Regions from separate parts of the Homo sapiens genome. Here region 1 is linked to region 2. The links are chromatin contacts, found by Hi-C or POLR2A ChIA-PET in ENCODE. All regions are on one chromosome and are shown on one strand. The core of a region is the stretch at or near the end of the contact, and the rest is flanking DNA. Distances in the headings are between cores, read along the strand shown.

Region 1 (7,384 bases), core at 3,757-6,256, 3.5 Mb after region 2:
CCCAAGAAAGCCAGAGTCCAGACGGGTGTAAATAAAAGGGAAAATTTACTTGGAGAAGGCGGGCAAAAACGAGGAGGTCAATGGGTGTTGGCAGCGGTACCAGGGACAGTGAGGGGGGCTTTCCTGGGCTCAGGCCTCGCCGGCCGCCTCAGGGTGCTTCTGCCGCAGGTGTTTGTCCAGGGTGGCTCGCAGGCCGAAGGGCACATGGCAGTGGGGGCACTCGAAGCGGGTGCTGCCAGGCGTCATGCCGTGCATGCGGCGGTGGCGGTTGAGCTTACTGCTCTGGGCGCAGGCGTAGTTGCAGAACTCACAGGTGTAGGGGCGCTCCCCGGTGTGTGAGCGCCGGTGCACCGTCAGGTTGCTGCTGTTGGTAAAATGCTTCCCGCAGAACTCACAGCTGCCCCCGGGCCCGCGGCTCTTGCCCCCTGACTTGGGCATCTTTTTGGGTGATGCCTTCTGGCTGTTTGCAGGGTCAGTTCTTTGTTCCGTGGTGATGGCTCCCCAAGTGTCTCCACCAGGGCCGGCTTGAGCCCCACTGCCAGGAGCCCCGGGTTCCTGGACACCTGCTGTGGCGGCGGCTCCAGCCCCCTCACCACCGCTGCATGGAAGGGTGCTGGTGGGGGCAGCAGCATGGACAGCCGGCTCCGGAGGGGCTGCAGAGGCCTGCTCCTGGCTGGTGTCGGCCATGAGGGGGCTCTGGGGCGGCACCTGCCGGTGGGTCTTCTTGTGGCGGTTGAGCTTGCTGCTCTGGGCGCAGGCGTAGGGACACTGGTCGCAAGCATAGGGCCGCTCGCCTGTGTGTGAGCGCATGTGCACTTTGAGGTTGCTGAAGGAGCTGAGGGTCTTCTTGCACACAGGACAGGTGGGGCTCCGCCGGGTGAGGCCGCTGCCACTTGCACGGGGGCTCTTGGCCTCAGCTGCTGGCCCCACCACTGCCGACACGGCTGCAGCCACCTCGGCCAGGCCCAGGAGCGGGGCCTCCGGGGCCTCTGATTCTGTCTGGTAGATGGACAGTCCGTGGTCCCACTGGGCGTGACGCAGCAGCTTCCAGGCCACTGTGAACTGTTTGCCACAGCGCAGGCAGCTCAAGGCCTTCAGCTCCTCTCGTTCTGGTAAGAAAAAGAGGCAGAGTGTTAGTGCGGACAGCTGCCAGCTGGACACCTTCTGTGGGATAGGCACTCCTGCAGGGGCAAAGGACTTGGCAGTAACAAGACACACACACCCTGGAAGGACCAGGAAGCTGACGCTCAGAGGAGGGGTGGACACGAAAAATCTGTGGAGTGGGTGCTAAGTACCTGAAAACATTTTTTTTTAGACAGTCTCACTGTCGCCCAGGCTGGGGTGCAGTGGCACGATCTCAGCTCACTGCAACCTCCACCTCCTGGATTCAAGCTATTCTCATGCCTCAGCCTCTAGAGTAGCTGGGATTACAGGCGCCCGCCACCATGCCTGGCTAATTAGTAGAGATGGGGGTTTCACCGTGTTGGCCAGGCTGGTCTCGAACTCTTGGCCTCAAGTGATCCACCCACCTCGGCCTCCCAAAGTGCTGGGATTATAGGCATGAGCCACTGTGCTGGGCCATGTGTTTGAAAATCTTTTAAAAAGTTATGTTAACTCAGTAAGCGCTTCCTACATGCTAGGTGCTGAGCCATGGCTCATAGCCCGGCTTTCCCTCAGGACAGGAAAATAAGATCTCCATTTTCCAGACAGGAGAACTGAGGCACAGAGAGGCATTTCCCCAGGGTTGCACAGCTTGGAAGGGGTGAAGCTGGGATTTCAATCCAGACTACTGGGGGAGGGGGAGAGGGCAGAACAGAGGCTTGCTTGCTTTTTTTTTTTTGCTTTAAATTTTTAATTTAGTATTTTTTAAAGAGATGGGGTCCTGCTATGTTGCCCAGGCTATTTTTTTTTTTTTTTGAGACGGAGCCTTGCTCTGTCGCCCAGGCTGCAGTGCAGTGGCGCGATCTCGGCTCACTGCAAGCTCTGCCTCCGGGGTTCACGCCATTCTCCTGCCTCAGCCACCACGCCACAGGGTTTCACCGTGTTAGCCAGGATGGTCGCGATCTCCTGACCTCATGATCTGCCCGCCTCAGCCTCCCAAAGTGCTGGGATTACAGGTTTGAGCCACCGCACCCGGCCGCCCAGGCTATTCTTTAACTTAATGGCCTCAAGTAATCCTTCCGCCTCAGCCCCTCAAAGTGCTGGGATTATAGGCGTGAGCCACCATACCTGGCTGGGAGCAGAGGCTTTTGAATAAGATTTTTGGTTTAGGCCGGGCACGGTGGCTCACACCTGTCATCCCAGCACTTTGGGAGGCTGAGGCGGGTTGATCTCTTGAGGTCAGGGATTTGAGACCAGCCTGGCCAACATGATGAAACCCTGTCTCTAGTAAAAATAAAAAATAGCCGGGTGTGGTGGTGCGCGCCTGTAATCCCGGCCACTTGGGAGGTTAAGGCAGGAGAATCGCTTGAACCCAGGAGGCGGAGGTTGCAGTGAGCCGAGATCCCACCACTGCACTCCAGCCTGGGTGACAAAAGCGAGACTCTGTTTCAAAAAAAAAAATTTTTTTTGGTTTAATAAAAATAATTTTTAAAGTAATTGAGATATCTGGGCATGGTGGCTCATGCCTGTAATCCCAGCACTTCAGGAGGCCAAGGCAGGTGGACCACCTGAGGTCAGGAGTTTGAGACACCAGCCTGGTCAACATGGTGAAACCCTGTCTCTACCAAAAATACAAAAATTAGCTGGCCATGGTGGTGCACGCCTGTAGTCCCAGCTACTTGGAGGGCTGAGGCAGGAGAATCACTTGAACCTGGGAGGCGGAGGTTGCAGTGAGCTGAGATTGCACCACAGCACTCCAGCCTGGGTGACAGAGTAAGACTCCACCTCAAAATAATGGGGTAGCTACAGAGAAAGCTTAGCGGCCACCTAGTAAAGAGGTGGTAGTGACCTGGGTCCCCCACCCTCTGCATGGATCTCAAATTGAGCCCCCAAACCTGAATTTGGATTTCTATCTGGACCTTCGGGGTACTCTCAGTGGACACTTCCTAGGTGAACTAGCCTTTCCATTTTTCAAATTCTAGAGTCTTGGATGGGACAACCTTTGTGATACAACCAGTCCTGGGTCAAGAGCACAGGCCTGCATTCAAATTCAGACTTCTCTGCTCCCTAATTGTGTGACCTTGGGCAAGACATAGTCCTCTGTGTGCCTCAGTTGCTAGAATTCAGGGACCCTAGAGATCCCCTCCCTTTCAAGGGTGGTTGTGACCTCGCTTGGGGAATGGTTGAGAGCTTTGGTCCACATAAGCGCTCAAACAGCAGAGCCTGTGAAACCAAGGTGCCCATGATTCTCCAAGCCCTGTAGTGTTTTGTTCCAGCGATTCCATCACAGCCCCTCGCTCGCTCCTCCAGGCCACTCTCCATGCTCCAGCTCTAAAGCTGATTCAATCAGTCACAAGCCCCTCCTCTTTCCCACCACCAGACCCTCCCTGGCCCAACCCTAAATAATTCCACTTCTCAAAAGTCTCAGAAGGGCAAGGGCCAGGGGGCTGGAAACTAGGTTTGGATTAAGCCCTGCAGCCAACACTGACCAAAAGCTCACCGAGGGTCAAGCCCCATGTGAAGGCTTTTAATTCCCTCCCAAGAGAAGGAACCCGGGTGTCCAGCACCCGGGAGCTCGCTCAAACCAGGGGATTCCCAGCACGCGGGGCTGGGAGATTCCATCACCGAGGGAAGCCAGAAGCCCCTTCCTTGGCTCTGAACACTCAGCTGTACTAGCACCTCAATCAGAATTGACAGAGAGAGACAGGAGGGGGTGGCAACCTCCCCATTCCAGCTGGCCTCCACTCCCCCTCCCCCCGGCCGCTGCCCTCCCTAGAGGTCCCCTCCTACTGCCACCCTGGTCCAGCCACCTGGCCAGTTATTTCTGGCCAAGGGGAAGGAGAAGTGAAACCAGGTTGGGGTGTGTGTTGGGGGGGGCAAAATCCCGGGCTAGTCTTCTGGGGCTGGCCACACCCTGTAGGCGGCCCTCCTTCCCTGCCCAGTCCCCCCCCGCCCCCCCTCCACCGCCACCACTGGTCCCTGCCCTAGGACGGGCAGGCCCTGGCCACGCCTAGGCTGCACCCGATGGGGAGCGAGAAAGGGGAAGTAGTGCTCAGTGCCCTGCCGTCCAGCCCAGCCCCTTTCCAGCAGGAAGCCCAGCCCTCGAACTTGAGAGGGGGACTGCACCCGGCTTTACTCACCTGAGCCCTGGCCGCGGCTGGGGCCTCTGAAGAGCTGACAGCCCAGCTTCTTGTGGTCCATGAAGGCAGTGATGGCCTCCAACGGGAAGGTCTGCAGGCAGCGGCCGCAGGTCAACAGATCTGGGTGTTTGTCGGTCCAGGGCTGGCGGTCTGCAGGGAGGAAGCGGGTGGTGAGCGTGGGGTGGGGCCAGGATGGGGGCTGAGGGTGCTGAAGGAGAGGGGAAACCGAAGGTCAGAAGGGGGCCTGAGGGGCAGGACGGGGCGAAGGAGATAAGGCAGGGCGAGGGGCCCATGCCCAAAGGGAAGGGTCCCACCCGAGGGTCAAAGGTAAGGGAGGCTGGGCCCAGGGCCCGGGGTGCTCACCGGGATAGTTCGGGGTCAACGGCGTCCACAGGGTCCACGGGTTCCGCGGGCCGAGGGCGAGGAGGGCGGCCCCGGCGGGCATGGGGCCAGGGGAGTGGTGGGGTTCGCCGCCGAACCGCCCCGCCGAGGACACCTCCTTCGGGGAGAAGGGCCCCAGCCTTGGGGCCTGTTGGGGCTGCGCGTCTGGCTCGGGCTTGAGTTCGATGACGAGGTCCTGCATTTCCATCTCGTCGTCTGGGTTGGCGGCGGGCGCGGGCTCTACTCGGCGGGGCGCGCTGCCGGCCTTGCGGCGGGACATGAGTCGCGGGCCGGGCGAGCGAGCGGGCGGGCAGGCAGGCAGGCGGGCGGGCGGAGGACGCACGAGCGGAGGACGCGCGGACCGTGCGCGCTCAGGTGAGTGACTGCGGCGACCCGCCGCGAACTCTTACACGTGCTGGCCGGGCCCGTGGCTCCGCCTACCAGGGCGGGGCTCATGGGAGGGGACCGAGCCGCCCTGCTGGGGCCCTGACGGCGGCCTAACTCAATCTAGGCAGTGTCCCGTGCGTTTGGCTTAGTGACCAAATTTAATCACACCGAGTTCCCACAAGGCATTGAAACAGCTATCCCTGATCCCGTTTTAGGGCGGGTGAAACTGAGACACGGCATGCCCACACGCACCCCCAAGCGAGAAAAATAGTCGGTCACGTTTCTTATTAGGTGCCTGATAGTAATCTGGGCTATTTCATTAAATGCATTACAATAAAAATTCATTTTGCAAGCATTCACTGAGTGCCTCCTGTGCGCCAGGCTCTGTTTGAAGCCCTGAGAATACAGGAGGGAATAAACAGAAGATAATCTTTGTTTGCACGGAGTTCAGACGGTGGGGGAAGACACTATAAACATAATTACGTAAAATATAGATGGCCCTTCATGATGACCAGTGCCATGGAGCAAAAGAAAGCTGGAAAGGCGGAGAGGGTTACTGGGGTTGAGGGATTCAATTTTCTCCCCTATGATGGGAAAGGGCATGGTGGAGCTGAGGCTGGAGGGAAGGAAGCCCAGCCAGTGGGCCTGGGCATTGAGGAATTACAAGGAAAGGGAGAGGCAATACGGGTTGGGGATTGAGTTCAGTGAAAATATGGGGGCAGATCCAAGCAATCTTTTGATCGCTTTAAGGTCTTTTGGTTTTCCTGAGACCGGAGCCTTAGGAGGGTTTTGAGCAGAGGAGGACTGTAATCATACACATCGACTCTGTTCCTAGACCAGAAGTCGCCATTAAAACCAAATAGCCAAGCAGCTCACCTGCCTCCACTCCGCCTCCTTGAACTTCCCTCCCCTAAGCAGTTCTGTCTGCTCACTGTTTGAAGTGGCATCGACACCCTGCCCCACCCTCAATCCCTGATGAGTATTCTTTTCTTCCTGGCACCGACTGCACGACAGTATAGAACGGCTTGTGGACTGTCCTCTCCCCCACCCAATGCAAGCCCCCTGAGGTCAGGGCAAGAACCTGTCCTCCCCCAGCTGTCCTCAGCCCAGATGCTGATTTCAGATGCTGATCTCTTGGAGTTCTGCACATTGTTATTCAGGTCTGGGTTCCATTGTCCTCCTGAGAGCAGAGGGCCCTGACCAACAGTATCTAAAGTAGCCCCACCCTGCTGAAGGCCTTGCAAATTACACTCCATGACCTCCATCTGTCCCCAGTTCCCTCTTGGATCTCACTTTCTCCATCTGTCAAAGGAGGTAGGGCAGGTTGGAACTAGAGGGTTATCTGAGGTGGTTTCTTCTTCACTGCCGCCTCCTCTGATCACCCTTTTTTTTTTTGTAATTTTTAATTTTTCAAAAAAAATTATTTTTAAATAGAGACAGGGACTCGCTTTGTTGCCCTGGTTGGTCTGAAACTCTTGGCTTGAAGCGCTCCTCCTGCTTCAGCATCCCAAAGTGCTGAGATTACAGGTGTGAGACACTGCACTCAGCCTCAGACCACCCAATTTTAAGTTCCATGGCAACCCAGCCACCCACTATCCCATTGCCCTTATTTTACTCTTTTTTTTTTTTTTTTTTTTTGAGATGGAGTTTCACTCTTGTTGCCCAGGCTGGAGTGCAGTGGCACGACCTCAGCTCACTGCAACCTCCGCCTCCCGGGTTCAAGTGATTCTCCTGCCTGAGCCTCCGGAGTAGCTGGGATTACAGATGCCCGGCTAATTTTTCTATTTTTAGTAGAGACAGGGTTTCACCATGTTGGCCAGGCTGGTCTCGAACTCCTGACCTCAGGTGATCCACCCGCCTCAGCCTCCCAAAGTGCTGGAATTACAGGCGTGAGCCACCGTGCCCGGCCTATTTTATTCTTTATACATCACTTTGATCAAACCCTGAAGGATCTTGTTTACATATTTGCTCATTTTACCCTATTCTGTCCCTTCTACCCCCACTAGAACGTAGGTTCTAGGAGGCAGGATGGGAGTCTGTCTTGTTCATAAATACAACCCCTACTCGTTCATAGTTAAGTCAACAAATATTTATTGCGCACCTACTATGTGTCTGATGATATTCTTTCAACAGATATTTGCAGAGCACCAAATTGTGTACCTGGCACTAGGCCTTGGTGATCTAGTGGAAAGCAAAGGCCCACAGGATCCCTGCGTAAAGAGGACCCCGCAAGGAGAAAGTGAATTCTGACTGGGCCTGGAATAGGGAGGTTCATATTCCCCATTCAAGGCCTCAGTTTCCCCCTTTGTAAAATGGGACTGCAGGGAGAGCTGGAGGACAAAATGACCGCCTCTGATCCAGCCCAGCTACTTTCT
Region 2 (7,008 bases), core at 32-2,531:
CAGACCAAACTCAGGGTCTGGCTGCTATTTCTCACGGCCCAATAACGAGATGCAGATAAACTGGGGAGGAAGAGAGTTTTTTATTTCTGGAACCGGTTACAGAGAGAAGGCCCAGAAAATATCTCCAGACCAACTGTAAATTACAAGGTTTTCCAGAGCTTATATATTTTCTAAGATGTATGTCTACGTGTCAGTGTGCATTTATCTAAAGATATAAGTGATTAACTTCTTTTAATCTGTAACTCTAGTCTAAGTCTTGGAGACCTTTCTCTGGAGCCTCAGTACATTTACTTAAATCTAAATGAGTCCAGGTGCTGGGGCTATTACCCTGACCTTGTCTCCTGCTCAATCACAGAGGTTTGGGGGGGGTTCCTTTAGACCCCCAATGAACTTGTTTGTGGAGGCCTGGCGAGTTTCTTCAGACCCCCAATTAAATTTGTTTAATCCTAAACAGGTCTGGTTAAGAATTCCTTCTTTGTTTTGTCATGCTGTAAGGCCCAGGAAAGGCCTAGGTAAAACCCTTGGTGGGCTTTTGTTACATTCTAGCCTTTGTAGAAAGGCGCTGGCACTTTCAGCTTTTGATACTGAACTTAACCACTCAGTCAGTACTGAAGTAGTTGTGATGGGGACCTCCATTAGTGAAATCTGGCCTGCCACAATCCCCACTGTCAATTTGCGCATGATTTCTATCATGCTTGTATATTTATTTATCACAAGAATCATAGGGAGATGGAGCATTGTAATCTTTCTGGCTACTTCCTGCTGAGAGGGGGTCATCGTTATGGGGCACCGAATGCAGCACTGGAGTGGAAAAAGTCGATTTGTTCCCAGTAGCACTCTCTGTTTCGGGGGTGTAGAGGCAGCACCTGCTAAAACATAATAGTAGGCAACAGCAACACATATAAATAGGTTGCTGCTACTTCCTTCAGAAGTTTCGGTTGTCTAGTCTTCAGTTCACAGGGCTTTAAGAAAGCACAGCTTAGGTTTCAGTGATTTCCAATTAAGAAAAATGGGGAAAAAGGGAAAGAAAAAGGAAACAAATGAAAAGATTATTTAGGAGACTTGTAGCCAGAGAAATACGAATTTAACCCAAACTGTAGAAAATAATAAAAACTGAATGCCAGACTAGAATTTAAAAACAGGTGTACTATAGTTTCCAAAAGTTTTTGAAACATAACTTCCCTCTCTCCAGTTACCCTTTTTTGTTGTTGTTGTTGAGATGGAGTCTTGCTCTGTCACCCAGGCTGTCGTGAAGTGGCACGATCTTGACTCACTGTAACCTCCGCTTCCCTGCCTCAGCCCCTTGAGTAGCTGGGATTACAGGCACCCGCCATCATGCCCGGCTCATTTTTGTATTTTTGTAGAGATGGGGTTTCACCGTGTTGGCCAGGCTGGTCTTGAACTCCTGACCTCAGATGATCTGCCCACCTCAGCCTCCCAAAGTGCTGGGATTACAGGAGTGAGCCACTGCACCCGACCCCAGTTTCCCGTTTTTACTAAAGACAAATTACGACAGGACCAATTTGCTTTATTATGCTTTGCCACTTTATTTGTACGAGGTGCAGCAAGAATAATTATTTTTCACATAGGCTTTTAAAATTGGTTTTAATGGGACTTTGTTTTATAGAAGGAATCTGAGATAAGACTTTTTAAAGCTGAGCCCCTGCCATGGATTTCTACCATCAAATACATATGGTTGGGTGAATTCCTGTCCTCTTGAAGTTTCAAGATAACTTGGGATTCCTGACCTGTCAGAATGTGACATTCTTTTCTTCCCACAGATCAGTAACCCTGTACAGGGACTGTGTTCACAGGATATAAGGTCAGTTTTCCAAAGGCTTTATTAGCTCCACAAGTCAAGTTTGATTCCTTAAAGGAAAGCACAGCATTCTGGTCAAAACCTTGGTAAAATAACCAGTTTTTCAAATTGTGTCCTGTTACCAAAGAAAACACATTCTTATTGCACTTATGCAAATAACTATATTGCCATAAATTAAGAATACCCACAAATAGTTTCCAAATTCTGGGGAAATCGGGTAGAGAGAAACAAATAATGCTCCAAATGGTGTTCATAGGAGTATATTTTGATTAATCGTTAAAAGCTGTCAATAGCTCAAAAGAAAATTTGCCTTGACTCTGAAAAGCAAAACAAAGGATCAGCAACGTTTTAAGCAAAAAGTCAAAAAGATCACTTCAGCCTCCTATTAGTTCACTTCATGCAGTTAATTCCTGTCCTGCTTGATATCAATGAACATTTTAGCTCTCCAAGTGTCCCGAACATTTTTCCTCTCTTCTGATGTCACAATCTCCAAAGTTATCAAAATTTGCATTTAAGAGCACCTGTTAGGGCTTTATAGCTGATTATAAAATTACCTTCTAAAGAGGGCCAAAACAAGGTAACATGTGTATATGGGTGACTGAACGTTTTAGGGTAGTCATAGTCAAAGACACAATTGACAAGGAAATCTGTTACCTCTGTGGCCCACAATAATTTAACATGACAATTATAATTATGACTGATAATGTACACTGAGATATAGCAGAATTATAGGAGTCTCCCATAACTTTGGAACCCTCATCAATAACATATTTATAGAAATATAGCCCAAAGAAAGCTAAAAATCATTTTATATTTCACAATGCTTCCTGTATGATTTTTGTACCAAATAAGCCAAATTTCACCTTTACATTAGTGTACTATTAATGTTAAACCTAATTCTTAATAAAACCTGATAGACATATTTACCCAATTTTAATGTTTGACCATAAGGTAACATTTTTATAGACTTTCTATAACCCTTTACAATTTTTGTTAAAGAGCAGGTTAGTGCTCTAAGAGAAACCCATTGTGTTTTTATTTCAATGCTCAATTTACAGAAATGCTGAATTATACCCCTTCAACTTTAGTCAATATGTTTACACACAAAAATATTTTAATTAATTTTTTCATAAACCTTTCACAACTTGCTTAAACATTTAGCTTTATTTTATCCAACTTAAAGCAATTCTTTAACCTTTTAATCTAGGCAAAAAAAATCCATCTTCTCATAAGAGCTTTAGAGACTCTTAGGCTTCTTTACTAGGACAGCTGAGCTCTAAAGCATGTGAACTTCACCCACCACAACTGTTTGCTCCATCTCAAGCTCAGAACCCTGCCCTGTCTGCCTAACCACAAGTGAGTATTTCCTGCCTTGATTTCCTGACATTTCTATATTTAATTCAGCTTGTTAAGTTCCAAGAAATCCCCTGGCAATTTTTATTATTGACCTCTTCTTCTTTGCACAGGTATCCAACCCAGTATCTACAAATAAATGCTTCACTCATCTACTCCTTTCATGAAACATTGCAAATCTTTTTCTTACTAGTGCTTGGGCTTGCTTTTTTTTTTTTTTTTTTTTCTTTGCAAGGAAACATATAGATGAGCCTCAAGAGATTTAGAAATCTTTTCAGAGTAACCAGCTGAATGTCAGAAAGTCATATTTGGAGGCCAATCTAGTTAGATTAGATAAATAGTTTTTAATTTTAACAAACTGTCTTCCTTTTCTAACTGGACCTCTGATCTCACAGAAGCCAACAAAGTATTTGCAGTTTATAGGATCTAATTTTAAAATATGTGAAGAGTAGGCACATCTGGAAGGCAGGGCATCTAGATCTTTGAAAATCAAAAATCCCGAATTTCACATTGAATCTGAGGTCTCTAAAAGAAGGGACATGCCACAAGACCAAGCCACACAATTTTTCCACACTGCACAATGCTGTAGAAACATGTCTTCAAGGCTAGTAGCACAGCAACAATCAGCCCACTTTTAATCAGACCATCCCCAAAGGAAATCATATTCATTGGTGGTGTTTTCACAGCCTTTAAACTGTGTCCAAACTGCACCTTTCTCATCTAAACTTGCAAAGAAACAAGGAGCCCCCTGCAATCACAACCATTTATTGCAACGGCTCTCAGCCATCTCCAAACTGCAGCCCTCACCAGTGACCCAGCAGCCGTTGCACTCACAAAGGACGTGTCTCTCACAGTACAAAGTAATGCCTGGTACTCACAAAACCAAAGCAATCAGCCAAGATGAAATAAAAGAGAGCAGAGCTGCAGACCTGGAGGAGCCTGTCCCTGACTCTGGACTCCACAAGGAGAACAGGAGACCCCCAAAAGGGGTGAGTGGGATCTTTTTGTGTATTTCTCAAGGAATTTCAGAGTCACTTAAAATTCCCTCTAGATCCCTTCATGTGATACCAAAGATGCCAAAAGGAAGGTAAAGAAGGGAAAAGAAGAAGTACATGGGAGAGGAATTCCTTTTAAAAAGAAGTGAGCAGAGGAACCAAGCACCTATTTGTTTTAATTCAAAATCTAATTTTATTTTGTCAAAATTTCAACTCTTATTATAGATTCAGGGGGTACATGTGCAGGGTAGTTACATGGGTATATTGTACCAAGCAATTAATTTCTAAAACGGAGTTTCACTCAAATCCAAATATTTTTCAAAACAGGAGGCAAAAGAGAAAATCCAGAAAGACTGTATGTACATATAATTAAATATTAGCTTTTCATGAAGCCGACTTCTGACCATAGAGCTCTTTGAAAAAGAAAAATAAAACCTTCCAGATCTCTTATAATCAGATTTTAGCCAACACAAAGAATTGCGATTTCCACTCTTTAAACTTTTTTTTACCAAAGGTAATCTCACCAATACTAAATAGGTAAAAAAGTCAAATGCCACGCAAACATTAAACCAAAGGCGCTGGGGCCCTGACTGGGAATTGAACCCAGGCCATGGTGGCGAAGGCATAAACTTGAAGCTAGGCCACAATATAAGGCACCTTTCATTGTGAATCCCACAGAATATTGAAAGCAGGCAGTATGAACTTCAAAAGATTTTTTTGGCAGGGGGTCAGATTTTTTATCTTTAATTTTATCAGAAGGATTTTTAATGCAAGCCATGAAATCGTTACATATCTCCTTTGAAATTTGATTGTCCCATGAGTACAAATAGGTCAATTGTTTAGAATAAAGGAATCTAAAATCTTTTTATAAATTTAGAGATTTTTCTAATTTAACAGATCCATCCTTTGACCACTGCTTAGAATTTGCGATGCCATACTTCTTCCAGTAGTGATTCAATCCAACACCTACTTCATAAAAAGCCAAGGATGTAATTTTTTCAGTTTAGTGTAAGCTTTACCATTTAAGAAGTAGGTATTTTTGTAAAGGGCCTGAAAGAGGCAATCCCAAAGATCTCCTCCCCTCCAAAAATTACTCCCAGAATTCGGCTAAGATAGCAAAAGACCCTTGTTTCCACAGCTAAGGATGGAGTTTGTGTGCATGTGGTGTCTCCAGTAAGACAAATCTGTGGGTCCTCCAGTCACAGACCCGTTACTCTGTGGCGTGTCACTTAGAATCCTTGTGTGTCTCACCCTCAGAAAATTCAGAGCTTATATCTCCTAATCCAGTTTTACCCCAAGCCTTTGTTCCTGGGTGAGCCAATTTGGAGATTCAGGAGGTATTATATTGTAGTTGGTAAATCAATTGTGATGTGGGGTCCTGTCGGGTTCGATATCACAAGCAGTATCAGCATGTGAGGACCAGAGCTGTGAACTCAACGCTGTCAATCGACAGCTTTTAGGAGTTTCTGTGAGGACTGGGTGGATTCAGGGACCCTGAAAACCATACTTGTCACCCTTCTAGTCCTGTGTGTCTGGAACTAGAAACTCTTTGGTAAGCATGGGTTCTCTCTCAGGTCCCTGGACATCCCTAAAAAGAGAGAGCATGTTTACATTGCAAGTGAACTGGCATTTCCTTTCTCTCCTGCAAAATGGTCTCGTTTGTCAACAGGGGATACATCTCTCTTCCTTTTGGGAAGTGGGAGGATGTAGGTTATTCAGTGCTGGTACTTTGATTTAGTTCCTACATTTGATCCCTCTACTTGGTGTGTAAGGTAGATGCTATTATCCTCATGTTAGAGATATGGAAATGGGCTCAGGGTGGATGAGATATTGGTTACTTTGGGAGAAGTAGCAAATGATAGAGCCAGTACTGAGCCCTGGACTATCTCCAAAAACCATGCCAAGAGTTTCGTCTGGGGACCTGAGCCTGATCATCTTACTTCCATGAAATGGGGCCTATTTTCAGGCGATAAACAACTCTACAGAAAATGTGCCATTTTAATGCAATTCCTTTTTTCAGTGTTACTCTCCTACCTTTACAACTATTATATGCTCAAAGTTAAGCTAAGTTTCGTGGAAAACAGAAAACAAAATGCTTCATAATTATAAGTCATGAGATCTACATAGCATTTAAAATTTCTCTAAGGCAAAACACATAGATGAAATTAAATGGTGAAAGTCAACCTGTAAAAAAGTGTTTTAAATTTTAAAAACATTTGACTATCTTTGAAACATCTATCTATCTATTACATCTCCTTATAATATAAAAAACCCAGCTGGGCACGGTGGCTCACACCTGTAATCCTAGCACTTTGGGAGGCCGAGGCAGGTAGATCATGAGGTCAGGAGATCGAGACCACCCTGGCTAACAGGACGAAACCCCATCTCTACTAAAAATACAAAATATTAGCCTTGCTTGGTGGCACATGCCTGTAGTCCCAGCTACTCTGGAGGCTGAGGCAGGAGAATCACTTTAACCCAGGAGATGGAGGCTGCAGTGAGCCGAGATCATGCCACTGCACTCCAGCCTGGGTGACAGAGCGAGGCTCTGACTCAAAAACAACAACAACAAAAAAAAACCTTCAACATTTATACAAACAAATAAATGTCTCTAGTATAAAAATTAACAGAAGCTATGAGAAGGCAGATCATAAATGAAGTGCAAATGCTGAATGAGCACAGGCAAAGATTCTTATCCTCAGTAATAGATAATTAATCATAAACTTAAACGATGTATTAAAATATATATTCTCTGTTTAAAAAGTAAAAGACAACATACTGCTTTAGTAAGCCTTAATTAAACAAACTTTCATGGTAAAATTTCATTAGAGAATTTGTGCA

Evidence for each region. Hi-C counts contacts between places; a loop is a spot of excess contacts on that map. ChIA-PET counts read pairs that join two places held with the same protein, here RNA polymerase II (POLR2A). Pooled maps may share reads with other maps.
Region 1: a pooled map shows a loop between it and region 2 (2.6-fold over the local background). The contact joins the promoter of ZNF296 here to the enhancer-like site in region 2. A Hi-C loop is called at or near these places in 2 of 50 pooled maps. POLR2A ChIA-PET finds 5 or more read pairs at or near these places in 2 of 52 experiments (activated CD8-positive, alpha-beta memory T cell and activated naive CD4-positive, alpha-beta T cell).

Annotation. Positions count from the first base shown.
Region 1 is chr19:45,071,472-45,078,855 of GRCh38, forward strand. ZNF296 (zinc finger protein 296) reads right to left here and starts at 5,007. Exons shown (of 3, transcript NM_145288.3): 1 at 4,605-5,007; 2 at 4,242-4,391; 3 at 29-1,109. The coding sequence starts at 4,902. The coding sequence ends at 130. It also overlaps a transcript of GEMIN7 not described here. RefSeq lists silencers at 3,824-4,133, 4,464-4,703, 4,794-5,203.
Region 2 is chr19:41,551,925-41,558,932 of GRCh38, forward strand. It overlaps a transcript of CEACAM21 not described here. Among named protein-coding and RNA genes, the nearest start is that of LINC01480, 20 kb to the left of the region's middle. Within about 2 kb of position 1,282, at least 5 of the 41 ENCODE cell types and tissues checked have a DNase peak (open chromatin) inside an H3K27ac peak, as active enhancers do.